2 separate regions of the Homo sapiens genome follow, and region 1 is linked to region 2. The links are chromatin loops, found by intact Hi-C in ENCODE. Cell type or tissue: PC-3. All regions are shown on one strand. Each heading gives the region's core, and the rest is flanking DNA. Links, peaks and the distances in the headings are about the cores only.

Region 1 (2,828 bases), core at 255-2,754, 65 kb before region 2:
GTAATCCCAGCACTTTGTGAGGCCAAGGTGGATGGATCACTTGAGGCCAGGAATTCAAGACAAGCCTGGCCAACATGGCGAAACCCTGTCTCTTCTAAAAATACAAAAATTATCTGGGCATGGTGGGAGGAACCTGTAATCCCAGCTGTTCAGGAGGCTGAGGCAGGAAAATGGCTTGAACCCAGGAGGCTGAGGCTGCAATGAGCCAAGATGACACCACTGCACTCCAGCCTGGTGACACATTGAGACTCCATCTGAAAAAAAAAAAAAAAAAAGAGTTTTTTAAATAAGTTGACATTGAGGAAAAAAGAAGGCCCTGCCCCTGGAAATTCTCTTTCTCCAGTTTTCAGGGGCTTTCTATGGAGTTCTGGAGCAGCACTATCCACTAGAACTTGGCAATAAGGGAAATATTCAATATCTGGGCAGTTTCACAGGGTAGCCAATTACCACCTGTGGCTATTGAGTACTTGAAATGTGGTTGGTATGAGGAACTGTGTTTTTAATTTTATTACTTTTAATAAATTTAAATTTAAATAGTCACATGTAGTGAGTAGCTACATATTGTTCAAGACAGTCCTATAGTATTCACAGCATGGTGGGCATCCCAGTAGACCTTCTTTTCCTCTTCTTTATATCTATCTGTGATGCTATAAAACTGCTCTGTAACAATCTGAAGCTGAATGATTGCAGGTAAAGCCAGGGAGTATCATAATCCCCCTACTCAAGCAAGAAGCATTGACTGACATACACTCTTCCCATGCCCACAAACCAGGCACGCTGGAGAATAAAAAGAAGATATGACTTCTGTTTTGAGGAACATATGATGATCTGGGGAATTCAAATTGCATACACACCAAAAAACAACTTTGGTTAATATGTTAAGTGAGAGAAAATAATTGGTACATAATTGCTCTTTATGATTTTATTGTCAATGGAAACCATTTAAATGTAATCCTGTGTACATTACCCTCACCATCTTCAACATCCCATCCCAGACCCTCTGGCTCATGTGCGTTTCCTCACAAAGCCCGATGGTTTTGATGCATTACCCCCTCCCTTTTTAATGGATGGCAGAACTGAGTCTTAGCAAGGGTGTGAAACTTACCTAAGGCCACACTGTAAGTAAGCAGGAGAGTCGGACTTTGAACCCAGAACTGTCATGACCCAAAGCCCATTCATCAACCTTTCTGCTCTACTGTGTCATTCTTTATAACAGGACCTTCACATTGCTTGCTTGGTTTTTGAGTGTCCATGTGTGTGATTTCTTTTTCTCAATATTGTTTTAATTTTACAATTACATGTGTTCATTGAAGGAAAAGTTTTAAAATATAGAGAAGCAAAATAAATAAATACAGACAGCTTAACTTTGGCATTAGTGTAGCCTGGTTTACCTGTTGTCAAGAGTAATCACAGAACATAACTTCAGGAGTCCTGTCCTACCTACCCTGGCTCCCCTGGGGAGACAGGCAGCCCAGTGTGAACTGTAAGCTTACCAGTTCTTTGTGGGTCCAGTTTTTTATATTTTCTCACATGTGCACAATGAAATGTCAGAGTCTGAAGGGAACATATTGGTTATTAAATGATTCTAAACCAATTTCCTCATTTTTTCAAATGGTCTCATTCTAGACCATTTCTTCATGATTCTAGACTATACAAGCCCCGGGCATTTAAATAACTTGGCAATGATAATTCTCAAAAAGGTAAAATTATCCCTCACCAGAGAAAAGGCAGCAAAACATTTGGAAACTCTCTGTGCACACACAGGTTATGTTTTATTTCATAATATTCTTAAGTCCATTTGTTCATAAATTCAAAGTGCTGGTTTACAGGCAACCACTACTGCCATCTGTTGGTGGTGGACAGAGTTGATGCATTTCTGCATAAGGGCATAAAATGGTTCTTTTTTTTTTTTTTTTTTTTTTTTTAATAATTTTTTTTTTTTTATTATACTCTAAGTTTTAGGGTACATGTGCACATTGTGCAGGTTAGTTACATATGTATACATGTGCCATGCTGGTGCGCTGCACCCACTAACGTGTCATCTAGCATTAGGTATATCTCCCAATGCTATCCCTCCCCCCTCCCCCGACCCCACCACAGTCCCCAGAGTGTGATATTCCCCTTCCTGTGTCCATGTGATCTCATTGTTCAATTCCCACCTATGAGTGAGAATATGCGGTGTTTGGTTTTTTGTTCTTGCGATAGTTTACTGAGAATGATGATTTCCAATTTCATCCATGTCCCTACAAAGGACATGAACTCATCATTTTTTATGGCTGCATAGTATTCCATGGTGTATATGTGCCACATTTTCTTAATCCAGTCTATCATTGTTGGACATTTGGGTTGGTTCCAAGTCTTTGCTATTGTGAATAGTGCCGCAATAAACATACGTGTGCATGTGTCTTTATAGCAGCATGATTTATACTCATTTGGGTATATACCCAGTAATGGGATGGCTGGGTCAAATGGTATTTCTAGTTCTAGATCCCTGAGGAATCGCCACACTGACTTCCACAATGGTTGAACTAGTTTACAGTCCCACCAACAGTGTAAAAGTGTTCCTATTTCTCCACATCCTCTCCAGCACCTGTTGTTTCCTGACTTTTTAATGATTGCCATTCTAACTGGTGTGAGATGATATCTCATAGTGGTTTTGATTTGCATTTCTCTGATGGCCAGTGATGATGAGCATTTCTTCATGTGTTTTTTGGCTGCATAAATGTCTTCTTTTGAGAAGTGTCTGTTCATGTCCTTCGCCCACTTTTTGATGGGGTTGTTTGTTTTTTTCTTGTAAATTTGTTTGAGTTCATTGTAGATTCTGGATA
Region 2 (2,828 bases), core at 187-2,686:
TTTTTCCATCCGCTTAAAATTAATATAAAGAATCTTATCCCAGGACATAATTTACTTTGACTTGGGTCAAATTTTTTATATACAGTTTGTTCTTTTGTTTATGTCAGTTTTTCCCAAACTGACTTTTATACAACTGTTATTAACTCTTTTGTTAAGTGTGAAGAAAAAAAGTGTTTCAATGTCAAATAAACGGGTATAATTGGGGTTAGACCAAATTCAATAAGTTTCACTTTTGAAGACTTTCTCAGAGGCTATATGTGGCTCTACATTAGAAACCCCAAGAGATGCTAAAGTATACAGTGTAACAACACCCTCACTTCCTTTTCAATGTTGTATTATAGAATGCTTATTGATGTCACAGATTCTGTATTTTTTCATATTTAGGCAGATTATAGTTCAAATCCCTTGGATTTATTGTTCAAATCCATTTTTATAATTAGCTTCCTAACCTCATTTTTAAATACAATTGAATTTTGTACTTCTTTTTATTTAAATTATGAAATTTACATTCATAAAAATTCAAATCACACAGAAGTATAGTGAATAAAAAGCAAACATTTTCACCCTCCCCAGAATCACATTCTCTTCCCTCAGAAGTAACCATTGACTAGAGTTTGGTGAGTCTCTTTTTAAGTCACTTTTATGCAAAACAATCAAGTTACTATTTCATATCATCTGAGGAAAACAACAGACATCTTCAAAATTGGATTAGAAAAAAAGTTGTAAAAGATATCTTCAAATTATATTTATATATACATATGTGTATATATACACATATGTATATATAAACATATGTATATATACACATATGTATGTATACACACATGTGTGTATATGCACATACACATATGTATATACACACGTGTGTGTATATGCACATACACATATGTGTATATATACACATATGTGTATGTGTGTGTATACATACACATATGTGTGTATATACACACACACGTGTGTGTGTATATATATAATTTCCCTGGTAATTCAATGGCTACATTTCAAATAGTGTCAGATTTGGTTTTAGGTGAAACTCCTGACTTTTCATTAACATAAGTGGTTACCAAGAAAATAAGTTGAAGAATATATAATTTCTTTACATTTTCCCCTAAATTATGCTAGATAAATTAAATCTTTAACTTTAGTCTTTCTTTAAACCCTTCACTAATTTATGTCAAACTATCAAAATAAGCATAAATCAAACCACACCCTCACTCACCGAACAGACAAGACCTCAACGCCCTCTAGTGGAGTGGCCTCCATGCTCCATTGTATGGGACCAACCCCTATTCCAGTGGGTAAGCCAAAGTGAATGAGCTCTTAATGAGGATGAGATTATAACTCGTCAAGGTTAGAATGGTACTCCCTCTTTCATTCATTTAACAAATAGCTAAACTTGCTTTAAAAGAAATTAAGTTAAAATGAGCCATGACCAAGAAAACAAGAAAAAACTATGAGGGGAAATATCCACATATAAGATACCAAATAATAACTTTATCACTATAGAAAATCAGTCTCTGATCTTCCAAGTATCTGTTTGTCTTGACTTCTTACTCTTGGCCACATCGCAACTCTTTACTACTGAATTTACAGAGATTTAAATCTATTCTTTCTTTTTTTTTAAGTGCTTAGCTTATGTTTGTCTTTAATTTCACTTCTCTGGATTTATCACTTTTCCTTAAGAATTACTTCACTCATTTTCCCAAACAACCACAAAAAAAATCACCATTTAATTCACTTTTCTGCTTTTGTTTCTTTTTTCTTGGAGACAAAGTCTCACTTTGTTGCCCAGGCTGGAGCGCAGTGGCGTGATCACGGCTCACTGTAACCTCGACCACCTGGGCTCAGGCAATCCTCCCACCTCAGCCCCCTGAGTAGCTGGGACCACAGCTGTGCACCACCGTGCCCAGCTAGTTTCTTAATTTTTGCAGAGATGGGGGTCTCACTGCTCAGGCTGGTCTTGAACTCCTGGCTCCAAGCAATCCTCCCACCTTGGCCTCCCAAAGTGCTGGGATTACAGGCATGAGCCACCACACCGAGCCACTTTTCTGCTTTTCTCCCCCTGAGAATGTGAGCTATCAGCCTCTCCCATTTAAAAGATAACTCCTATTCCATGGCATAATGAGAGGTAGTAGAGGATCGTGGTTAAAAGCATAGAGTGTGGAGCCAGCAGGCCTGCTTTCAAAGCCCAGAAGAGCAATTTACTGTCCATGTGATGTTGAGCTAGTCGTTTAAATCCTATGCATCTCAGTTTTCTCAACTGTAAAATCAGAATGATGATAATAGCATCCAATAGGCATTTGGCTTAAGTAAGAAAATCCATGTAGAGGAGGTAGAACAGTGCATAAAACATAGTAAGCACTCAATAACTGTTACTTGATATTACTACTTCATCAGAGTAAATAAAAATAAGACACCAGGAATGAAAGATTTTAATCCAACCTTTCTTTTCAAAACCAAAGGCAAACTGTTCATTAGCCAAACCCCACCATTCCTTGTTTAAATGATTGCGATCACCTCCTACCTAGCCTTGTAGCCAGCAGTCTCTCCCATTCATCTACTGTCATCAGTCAGATTTATTTTCCTAAAAATAATATTAACATTTCTAGTTCAGGATATGATGAACTAACTTCCTGCTGCAAACAAGTATAAAAACTAATATATAAAACAACTGTGTGAAGAAACTGGAAATCACCCAATTCCTGCAGGGTTGGAAAGGACAGGCTACAATACTTGAGAGGAGAAGCACAGGCAGTGAACTCTACTCTCAACAGGACTTTTTCCCTGACGGCATTTCCAAATTCATAAAATAGGGGAATAGATCCAAG

The links. Peaks named below come from ENCODE experiments on the same cell type or tissue, not always from the same donor. Only the 100,000 strongest peaks of a DNase experiment are listed, where the experiment ranks them.
Region 1: it touches region 2 in a loop (5-fold over the local background); 10 of 110 quality-filtered maps call a loop at or near these places.

What each region holds. Positions count from the first base shown.
Region 1 is chr4:122,650,729-122,653,556 of GRCh38, forward strand. All of the region lies in intron 10 of IL21-AS1 (IL21 antisense RNA 1), which reads left to right. Among named protein-coding and RNA genes, the nearest start is that of IL21, 31 kb to the left of the region's middle. In PC-3, for the core only: a CTCF peak has its summit at 1,813 (motif pointing left); no DNase peak of the experiment used is centred there.
Region 2 is chr4:122,715,783-122,718,610 of GRCh38, forward strand. It overlaps a transcript of BBS12 not described here. Among named protein-coding and RNA genes, the nearest start is that of BBS12, 16 kb to the right of the region's middle. In PC-3, for the core only: CTCF peaks have their summits at 1,263 (motif pointing left) and 1,466; a DNase peak (open chromatin) is centred at 1,249; H3K27ac peaks cover 317 bases.